2 separate regions of the Homo sapiens genome follow, and region 1 is linked to region 2. A link is a contact called in ENCODE Hi-C or POLR2A ChIA-PET data. All regions are on one chromosome and are shown on one strand. Each heading gives the region's core, a stretch centred on a gene start or an enhancer-like site at or near the end of the contact. The rest is flanking DNA. Distances are from core to core; before and after follow the strand shown.

Evidence for each region. A loop is a pair of places that touch in the nucleus more often than their neighbours do. ChIA-PET counts read pairs that join two places held with the same protein, here RNA polymerase II (POLR2A). Pooled maps may share reads with other maps.
Region 1: a map of left cardiac atrium shows a loop between it and region 2 (2.9-fold over the local background). The contact joins two enhancer-like sites. A Hi-C loop is called at or near these places in 14 of 168 maps with a recorded cell type or tissue (B cell, CD14-positive monocyte, HCT116 and 10 more), 26 of 37 single-sample maps with no recorded cell type and 13 of 50 pooled maps. POLR2A ChIA-PET finds 5 or more read pairs at or near these places in 19 of 52 experiments (A549, AG04449, AG04450 and 14 more).

The regions. Positions count from the first base shown.
Region 1 is chr7:5,434,438-5,439,563 of GRCh38, forward strand. No RefSeq gene overlaps it. Among named protein-coding and RNA genes, the nearest start is that of LINC02983, 8.1 kb to the left of the region's middle. Within about 2 kb of position 3,699, at least 2 of the 41 ENCODE cell types and tissues checked have a DNase peak (open chromatin) inside an H3K27ac peak, as active enhancers do; they include thyroid gland, where a contact is called at or near this core.
Region 2 is chr7:5,236,062-5,241,470 of GRCh38, forward strand. No RefSeq gene overlaps it. Among named protein-coding and RNA genes, the nearest start is that of SLC29A4, 44 kb to the right of the region's middle. RefSeq lists enhancers at 4,157-4,451, 4,925-5,014. Within about 2 kb of position 1,315, at least 14 of the 41 ENCODE cell types and tissues checked have a DNase peak (open chromatin) inside an H3K27ac peak, as active enhancers do; they include thyroid gland, where a contact is called at or near this core.

The DNA.
Region 1 (5,126 bases), core at 2,449-4,948, 200 kb after region 2:
AAACTGAAACCCTGTCCCCTTTAAACACTCCCGATTCCCCTCTCCCAGCCCCTGGCTATTGTACTTTCTGTCTCTATGAATTTAATTACCCTAGGAACCCCGTATGAGTGGAATCATACAATATCTGTCCTTTAGTCTGGCTTATTCACTCAGCATAATGTCCTCAGGGTTTGTCCATATCACAGCGGCTGGCAGAATTTCCTTCCTCTTCGGGGCTGAATAATATTCTGATATTCCCAACATGCTTGTCACCTCTACAAGCCTGTGAGGCTGTGTGAGCTTCCCAGGGTCCCCAGAATAAAAACTGGGTGGTTTACACAACTGAAACTTAATTGCCTTACAGTTCTGGAGACTGGAGTTCGAGATCAAGGAGTGGGAAGGGCTGGTTCCTCCTGAGGCCTCTCTCCTTAGCTTGTAGATGCCGTCTTCTCCCTACGTCCTCACATGGTCGTCCCTCTGTGCGTGTCTGTGTCCTAATCTCCTCTTCTTATAAGGACATCAGGCATATTGGATTAGGGCCCAACCTAATAACTTCATTTTAATTTAATCGTCTCTTTTAAAGACCGTATTTCCAAATACAGTCACACTCAGAGGAATTAGGGGTTAGGACTTCAACATATGAATTTGCGAGGGACATAATTCAGCCTATATCAGAGGCTCTTCATTTTATTGTTTTATTTTACTTTTTGAGACAGGGTCTCACTTGTCACCCAGGCTGGGGTGCAGTGGTACAATCACAGCTCACTGCAGCCCCAATCTCCTGGGCTCAAGCGATCCTCCCTCCTCAGCCTCCTGGGTAGCTGGGACTACAGGCGTGTGCCACCACACCCAGCTAATTTTTTATTTTTTGGAGAGACAGGGTCTTACTAAGTTGCCCAGGCTGGTCTCAAACTCCTGGCCTCAAGCGATCTTCCTGCCTTGGCCTTCAAAAGTGCTGTGATGACAGGCGTGTCCCTCACTTTATTCTATCACTCTCTCCCCCATGCCTGGCCCATCAGACCTCAGTGAATGTCCATTCAATGAATGAATGAAGTGATGTCATCTCGGTAGGGTTTTCAAGGATGAATAGGAGTTTGCTAGGCAGAGAAGGCACAGAGGGCATTCCAGGCTTAAAGAACAGCCTAGGCCAAGGCCTGGAAGCCTCCCAGCGGGGCTCTCTGTCTCACAGGTCACATGCCAGACCTGGGGCAGGGAAGAGAGCTGTGGCCCCTCTCAGTCCGCAGAGGCCAGCCAACCTGCTCCCCATGAGCTGGAGCCCAGCCAACCTCCACAAGGACCAGGACCCCAGTGCCTCTGCTCACAGGAGCTGGCTCAGATGATTTTCGCTATGTCTTTTACCCTTCACGCCTGGGTGGCTTGAGCGTATTTATTTAACTTTCATTGTATTGGTGTTTTTGTTGAAAGTGCAGGAATTATTCATAGCCGGTTTCGGTTCTCTTCTGGCAATGACCGCATCTTCCTATGCAAGGTACAAATTACCTGTCAGGCCAGTTCACCATCAGTCAGGGGCTGTGACCCAGCCCCAAGCCACCGAGGCTCAGCTGCTCTGGAAGATGGGTCTGGCTGGAGGTGGTGGGGCCTGAATAGGTCTTTGTCCCCCAAGTTGCCAAGGATAGGGAACATGGATGGGAAACAAGGGGATTGGCCCAGGAACAAATCCTCCCTCTGCGATCCTGCTCAGTCTACCTGGCCACTCAGTACTCAGTCTTCTCATCTGTAAAATGGGCATTGGAGTGAGTGTCTGGCATGGCGGGCCATCCACATTGTCACCCACTGGTGTCACCCACTGCCTGGGTGAGCCTGGGCACATGGGTGCCCTCTGTCACCTCCAAGGAAAGGAGACAGAGATACTCATAGAGAAGAGAAACTGAAAACAGAAGGGACACAGAAGGGCTTAGAGGACACGTCCTCAGCTAATCTGGCCCCCTGGGTTGTGGTGGCATGAGAACACAGCCCTAAAAAGTTCCTCCTATTGAAAGATGGGGTCATCTGGGCACAGTGGTTCATGCCTGTAATCCCAGCGCTTTGCCAGGCCAAGGCAGAGGGATCCTTTCAGCCCAGGAATTTGAGATCAGCCTGGGCAACATAGCAAGATCCCATCTATACAAAAAAAAAATTAGCCAGGTATGGTGGTGCACTCCTGTAGTCCTAGCTACTCAGGAGGCTCTCTTGTGCCCAGAGTTCGAGGCTGCAGTGAGCCATGATCATGCCACTGCACTCCAGCCTAGGTGACAGAGCAAGACATTATCTTTAAAAAAAAAGAAAAAGAAAAAGGTGTGGTCAGCTGGGCACAGTGGTTCACACCTGTAAACCCAGCATTCTTTGAGGCCAAGGTAGGAGGATAGCTTGAGGCTAGAAGTTTGAGACCAGCCAGGACAACATAGCAAGACCTTGTCTCCACAAAAACAAACAAAAAGAATCAGCTGGGTGTGGCAGCTCACACCTGTAGTCCAGCTACTCGGGAGGCTAAGGCAGGAGGACCACTTGAGCCCAAGCATTGGAGGCTGCAGCAAGCTATGATTGCACCACTATACTCTGGCCTGGGCAACAGAGTGAGACTCTCTAAAAAATAAAAAAAATAGCTAGAACACAGGGTTTGGCAGAAAAGGATATCTAAGGCTATGCTTCATAAAACTCCAACAGGTGCAGGCCAGGCGTGGTGGCTCACGCCTGTAATCCCAGCACTTTGGGAGGCTGAGGCAGGTGGATCACCTGAGGTCAGGAATTCGAGACCAGCTTGACCAACATGGTGAAACCCTGTCTCTACTAAAAATACAAAAATTAGCTAGGCCTGGTGGCATGTGCCTGTAGTCCCAGCTACTCGGGAGGTTGAGACAGGAGAATTGCTTGAACCCAGGAGTTGGAGGTTGCAGTGCAGTGAGCCAAGATCATGCCACTGCACTGCAGCCTGGGCCACAGAGTGAGACTGTCAAAAAACAAAAAAAACTCCAACAGGTGCAGAACCCGGTTTCACACATTTTCCAGACCTGCCCATGTGGGGACCACAGCAATGAGACACTGATCAATGTTTAACAAGTTCTCAGGTGGCTTCAGCCTGAGGTGGGGTGGGGGATAAGGAGAGAACCTGATGTGTAGCCTCTGCCAATGTCTGTGGTGTAAATTCTCCCAGCTTCAAGCTACCAACGTGATGTCACTGAACTCAGACTTGGGAAGAGATGTGTAGTCGCTCACTTATGTAGCATTTCCACCACAGATAACTGTAGCATCCGGCGGTGCTGGCTTTCACTGCATGAGTAACCCCCAGGAGAAAACCACCCAGCTGAGCCCATCCTGACTTTCTGACCTGCAAAATTGTGAGCAAAATAAGGGGATGGTTCTAGACTGCTACATTTTGTAGCAATTTGAAGCACAGCACTAGTCACTAGTGGGGCCACTGAGTCCAGTGTGGGATGATGCTTAAAAGGGTGGAGGGGCCGAACCAGGCCAGAGCACCTTTCACCTACGCCTGACTGGGAGAATCCATGCCAGTCTGACGTGCTCCAGCCCTGCTAACATCGTGAGAAAAAGCCAGTGACAAGGCTGACAGCCCTCTGGAAGGGTCTCTCATGGGCCTCAGTGGCCACTGCTCCTGGGACAGAAAGCCCCCACAGGGCTTTAGCAGGAGCCAGGGGGATTTGTGGGCAAGTTGCCCACCTCCGTGCCATGCTGACTCCTGCCACACTAAATACCCGCCCAGCCCCACACCGCCTCAGACACAGGGTGAAGAGGCCAGGACAGGGCTGGCCAGGGGCCCTGGTTTAAAATAGCAGCACCAGTCCTTTGTTTTGTCTGCAATGCAGCTCTGCCGGTCTAGCTCCTGCTTTGATGTTGGTATTTAAGCCTCTTCTGGGAACCTGAACCTTCCCCAAGCACATCAGAAACCCACACTCGGGCACATACATACATGCATGCACACACTTGCATGCTCACCTGCTCCCCTGAGAAGCCAGAGGAGGTAGCCTCAGGCTCCAGAGCTGTCCCCCACCTCTGCCCAGGTCCCCCTCCAGATCTGTGTTAGTGTCCTGTGGCTGCCGTAACAAACCTGCACTCACTGGGGGCTTCAAACAACAGAAACTGGCTGGACACGGTGGCTTACAACTGCAGTCCCAGCTACTCAGGAGGCTGAGGCAGGAGGATGTCTTGAGCCCGGGAGGTCAAGGCTGCAGTGAGCTGTGATCACGCTACTGTACTCCAGCCTGGGTGACAGGAAGACCCTATCTCAAAAAAAAGAAAAAAAAATCAGAAATTTACTGTCTCCTGGAAGTCAGAATTCTGAGATCAGGGTGTTGGCAGGGCCGTGGCCTTCCAAGTCTCTGGGTGGACTCTCTCCTTGTCTCTTCCCGGCTTCTCGTGGTGCCAGTCATCCTTAGCATTCCTCTGTTGTTTTTCTTCTTTTTTAAAAATAAAGGCCAGGGCCAGTGGCTCACACCTGGAATCCCAGCACTTTGGGAGGCCGAGGCGGGCGGATCACTTGAGGACAGGAGTTCGAGACCAGCCTGGCCAACACGGCAAAACCCTGTCTCTACCAAAGTGAGCTATATTTGCACTACTATACTCCAGCCTGGGTGACAGAGCAAGACCCTATCCCAAAAAATAAAAATAACAGCTATGATTGCAGTGGTGCAATCACAGCTCACTGCAGCCTCAACTTCCCAGGCTCAAGCCATCCTCCCACCTCAGTCTCTCAAGTATCTGGGACTGCAGGCACCCATGACCACGCCCAGCTAATTTTTTTTTTTATTTTTTTTTTGTAGAGATGGGGGTCTCACTATGTTCGTCTCAAACTCCAGGCTTCAAGCAATCCTCCCACCTCAGCCTCCCAAAGTGCTGGGGTTACAGGCGTGAGCCATCATGCCTGGCCTCTTGAGACCTTGTCTCTAGGAGAAAAAAAAAAAAAAAACCCCACACACACAAAAAACAACTCCATCTGGCAGAGTAAGAGGGTGAGAGGCCAGGAATGGGATGTGGCCACCTCTGACCCCCAGAGCCCCAGCCCTTAGTGTCTTGGGGGGACAAGGCATGTCTGGTACAAGGGGCAACAGCCAGCAGGGACTGGGGTGGGCACTGCTGGTTCCGCTCTCATCCCTCTGATAGTGCCCTGGGCCCTGTACCCACACCCCAGGTTG
Region 2 (5,409 bases), core at 65-2,564:
AAAAGAAAAATGAAATCTTTCTAAAGTTCAGAATGTGAAGAGACTGTCTTGATTCCTCACCTCTACATCGTTTCTTTCTATAGTTAGTTATAATGTAAATAGATTCCTCTTAACACTTCATTTTAGGTGAAGCTGTTTTTGGTGCTGCCAGTGTGCGTGCATGTGTGTGTGTGTGTGTGTCTGTGAGTGTGTGTGTGTGTGCCTGCCTGAGCTTCAGGTGAACATACTGATTACATTCCCCCACCAAATCTGACTGAAAGCCCATTGCTATCAGCATTTTATAACACGCTAAAGAATTGGACGTGGTGGCTCACACCTATAATCCCAGCTTCTTGGGAGGCCAAGGCAGGAGGATCGCTTGAGACCAGCAATTTGAGGCAAGGCCAGTCTGGACCACATAGCAAGACCCCCTCTCTTAAAATTAAAACCTGTGTTCTATTTTTTTGTTGCCTACTCACAGGCTGAACATCTCATTTGTTTTTGTTTGTTTGGTTTGTTTTTGAGACAGTCTCACTCTGTCACCCAGGCTGGAGTGCAGTGGTGCGATCTCAGCTCACTGCAACCTCTGCCTCCCAAGTTCAAGCGATTCTCCTGCCTCAGCCTCCTGAGTAGCTGGGATTACAGGTGCCCACCACCACGCAAGGCTAATTTTTGTACTTTTAGTAGAGACGGGGTTTCACCACGTTGGTCAGACTGGTCTCGAATTCCTGACTTCGTGATCCACCCACCTCGGCCTCCCGAAGTACTGGGATTACAGGCATGAGCCACCGAGCCCAGCCTTAAACATCTAATTTGTACCAAATTGCCCTATAATTCTACCTAGAATATTATAGCAAAATGCCAGAAGCCTGACTAAAATCTTTTAAAGAAACCCAACTCGGCCAGGCGTGGTGGCTCACACCTGTAATCCCAGCACTTTGGGAGGCCGAGGCGGGTGGATCACGAGGTCAGGAGATCGAGATAGTCCTGGCTAACACGGTGAAACCCCGTCTCTACTAAAAATACAAAAAAGTAGCCGGGCGTGGTTGCAGGCGCCTGTAGTTTCAGCTACTCGGGAGGCTGAGGCAGGAGAATGGCCTGAACCCGGGAGGTGGAGCTTGCAGTAAGCCGAGATCGCCCACTGCACTCCAGCCTGGCGACAGAGTGAGCCTCCGTCTCAAAAAAAAAAAAAAGAAAAAGAAAAAAGAAAACAAAAAGAAACCCAGCTCTCCCAGGGTGGGGGGCATTACACAGGGGAGCCCCTCCGGGTGTCGCCGCAGCTGAATGATTGCGTTGGTGGAACAGCTGGCCCGCTTGTGCGTGGGCCAGGACACGGTGGACCTGTTCCGCCTGCGTTCTTGCCGGTCCATGTTTGGATTAGCATGTGAGTTTAAACATAGTGCTGATGCGGCGATTCTTCTAGAAGCACATCCTTCTCTGAGCTGAATTGCTTCATCACACACTTCCTTCTGGCTTGGGGAGTTCCTTTTCATCAAAGGCCAAGCCTTGTGTGTTTCGGTCCTGCCCATCTCCGTGCGGCCTGCGGGACGTTGGTTGGCGTGGAGTCTTCACAGCCGGCTGTCCAGGCTGGCAGCTCTCCCATCAGGGCTTCTCACAGCCACCGTCTGTCTGAGCAGACGCTGAGCATCGTGTCATCCCTCGGACACACACAAGACTCCACTATTCCCTGTGCTGATTTCTGTTTCTGTTACAGCTTCTGCTTCTGATTTTATTTTTTTTTTCTTTGAGATGGGAGTCTCGCTCTGTAGCCCAGGCTGGAGTGCAATGACATGATCTTGGGTCACTGCAACCTCCACCTCTCAGGTTCAAGCAGTTCTCCTGCCTCAGCCTCTGGAGTAGCTGGGATTACAGGTGCGCACCACCAAGCCTGGATAATTTTGCATGTTTCTGTAGAGACGAGGTTCCACCATGTTTCCAAGGCTGTTCTCAAACTCCTGGCCTCGGCCGGGCGCGGTGGCTCACGCCTGTAATCCCAGCACTTTGGGAGGCTGAAGTGGGCGGATCACCTGAGGTCAGGAGTTCGAGACCAGCCTGGCCAATATGGTGAAACCCCGTCTCTACTAAAAAAGAAAAAAAAATTAGCCTGGCTTGGTGGTGCGCCCCTGTAGTCCCAGCTACTCGGGAGGCTGAGGCAGAAGAATCACTTGAACCTGCGAGACGGAGGTTGCAGTGAGCCAAGATCACGCCACTGCACTCCAGGCTGGGCGACAGAGCAAGACTCTGTCACAAAAAACAAACAAACAAACAAACAAAAAAACCTCCTGACCTCAGGTGATCCACCCGACTCGACCTCCCAAAGTGTTGAGATTACGGGCGTGAGCCACTGCGCCCGGCCCTGTTGCTGCTTTTAGAAGTGGCTTTTTCTTCCTGTGCGACATTACTTTTTAGTGGGTCAGCGCAGAAATGTGCTTGGGCTCCCTGCGACGGCGAAGCACCTTTCCTCAAGGGAATCTGAAGACTTTTCCCTGCCTTTCCTCTCCCTCGGGGAGGTCCCCTCAGCGCCCTCCTCTTGACCTTCCCTGGTGCGTTTAGTGCTGAGCCTGTGCCTGAGCCTGGGGACCTGGGAGAGTTCGGACCGAAGTCCACCGAGGGCCGCAGAACGGCAGGGTTGGGGAACTGGCTCCCTGGCGCGCACAGCTCTGTCTGCAGGGCGCGGATCTGCGCTCGGTGTGAGGAGGCACGGTGCATGTTAAGTCGAGAAACTTCTAAACTCCGCCACCAGCTTTGGAAATAACAGCTGGGATTTTCTGCTTAAACCAGCATCCCAGAGCACACGGGTACTAACTAGCAGAAGCCCTAAGTAAAATGAAACGGGCTCTGAAGGAAGTCCTGGAGCCTCCTGCCCGCCTGCCCTCGCCATTCATTCAGTCCTGCAGTGACTCTGAGGAATGGCGTGGGCGGGAGGACAAGTCACCTTTAAAGCCAAGCACCCGGTGGGCGCAGAGGGTCCCGCCTGGAATCCCAGCACTTCGGGAGGCTGATGCGGGCGGATCACGAGGTCAGGAGTTCGAGACCAGCCTGGCCAAAATGGTGAAACCCCGTCTCTACTAAAAATACAAAAAATTGCCTGAGCGCGGTGGCTCACGCCTGGAATCGCAGCACTTTGGTAGGCCGAGGCAGGCAGATCACAAGGTCAGGAGTTCGAGACCAGCCTGGCCAACGTGGTGAAACCCCATCTCTACTAAAAATATAAAAAAATTGGCTGAGCGTGGTGGCGCGTGCCTGTAATCCCAGCAACTCGGGAGGCCGAGGCAGGAGAATCGCTTGAACCCGGGAGGCGGAGGTTGCAGTGAGCCGAGATGGCGCCACCGCACTCCAGCCTGGACGACAGAGTGAGACTCTGTCTCAAAAATAAATAAATAAATAAATAAATAATGCAGATATCTTTAGAAATATAAAATAGTATCCTAGGGGCCAGGCACAGTGGCTCACACCTGTAATCCCAGCACTTTGAGAGCCCGAGGTGAGAGGATTGCTTGAGGCTGGGAGTTGAAGACCAGCCTGGGCAACAGAGCAAGACCCCCGTCTTTACGAAAAATTAAAAAATTAGCCAGGTGTGGCCGGGCATGGTGGGTCACGCCTGTAATCCCAGCACTTTGGAGGCCGAGGCAGGAGAATCACAAGGTCAGGAGATCAAGACCATCCCAGCTAACACGGTAAAACCCCCTCTCTACTAAAAATACAAAAACTTAGGCGGGCGTGGTGGCGGGCGCCTGTAGTCCCAGCTACTCGGGAGGCTGAGCCAGGAGAATGGCGTGAACCCGGGAGGCGGAGCTTGCAGTGAGCCGAGATCGCGCCACTGCACTCCAGCCTGGGCGACAGAGCGAGACTCCAGCTCAAAAAAAAAAAAAAAAAAAAAAAAAAAAATTAGCCAGGTGGGCTGATATGCCCAGCTACTCAGGAGGCTGAGACAGGAAGATCACTTGAGGCCAGGAGTTCGAGACCAGCCTGGGCAACAGTTTGAGACCCGCCGCAGCCTCTACCAAAAAAAAAAATAATAATATTCTAGTTTACAAGCATGCTACAGTTACAAACTCTTCCTTGGTAAGATTTTCCTCCCCAGAGCGCTGTTGTCAGACTCCTGGAGCTGCTGAGGCCCTGCAAGCTGGGTAGACAAGGGAGGCAGGCCGGGCCAGGTGAGCTCCCCTGCACCCCTCCCCGCCCCCGCCCTGCCTTTCCTGTGTTTCTCTGGACCCTAACGCTGCGAGACACAGACGGATAGACCATCAGGACCTCAGGAGCCGCCTGAGTCTCCTCCCAACCCCGAGCTCTGAGGAGGGTGGATGGTTTTCTTCACGGCCACTAGGTGGTGGAAGTCTCCCAACTGTGCAGACATCTGCGGGGCTGGTGGGTTGGCGAGCTGTGGGGGAGGGTGCCCTGGTCAGACTGTGTCCTTGGGGGCTGGGCGGTCGCACCCGGGAGCTTCGCCAATGTGCTAGTTTGAATGAACTCCCAATGCAAAAATGGCAAACAGAGGCCGTGGAGAAACCTGGCTTCCTCCGACAATGGGAATTTCACTCTGTTCTCGTTACCGCCTGTGGATGAATGTGGGTCTCGGAGGGCGCCTCTCCCTCCGGGGAGAGGGTGACCTTGCCACAGTGGGACTCCATTCCAGCGGCAGCTCCCTCCCCTGTCTGTAGCCCCACGGCCTCCTGGCCGCCTGCCTTCTTATTGGCCACCCCTCCCCTCTCAACGACCTGTTTCCTAATCATGCCATTCCCCCGCGGGAGAGCCGATTCATCACCATTTAAAATGGTGAATCGATAAAGCCGGTCAGGCCGGGCGAGGTGGCTCACGTCTGTAATCCCAGCACTTTGGGAGGCTGAGACAGGCGGATCACCTGAGGTCAGGAGTTTGAGGCCAGCCTGGCCAACATGGTGAAACCCCGTCTCTACTAAAAATACAAAAATTAGCTGGGCATGGTAGCGGGCGCCTGTAATCCCAGCTACTCAGGAGGCCGAGGCAGAACACTAACTTGAACCTGGGAGGCGGACGTTGCAGTGAGCCGAGATCGCGCCACTGCACTCCAGCCTGGGCGACAGAGTGAGAGTGCATGTCAAAAAAAAAAGAAAGAAAGAAAAAGAAAAAGCCAGTCAGATCTAGAGAGGGCGACCGGAGCATCACCCCCAGACGGCTTGACTCTGAGCTCCTGACCTCAGCCTTCAGACAGAGGCTCTCCCAACACACACACACATAGACACGTGCGCACACACACACACACACACACACACACACCCCGCACCAGCAAACGCTGTCTGCTCTGAAGCAGGCACTGTGTAGTCTGATATGTCCCCGGGGAAGGAGGGTGGCCAAGCACAGACAGCTCCCGAGAGAGCCTGAGGAGAGAGCTGCCCAGCACCTCAGGATGGAGAAAGTGCTAGAGAGGCCCTTGGCTTCCCTGCATCCCAC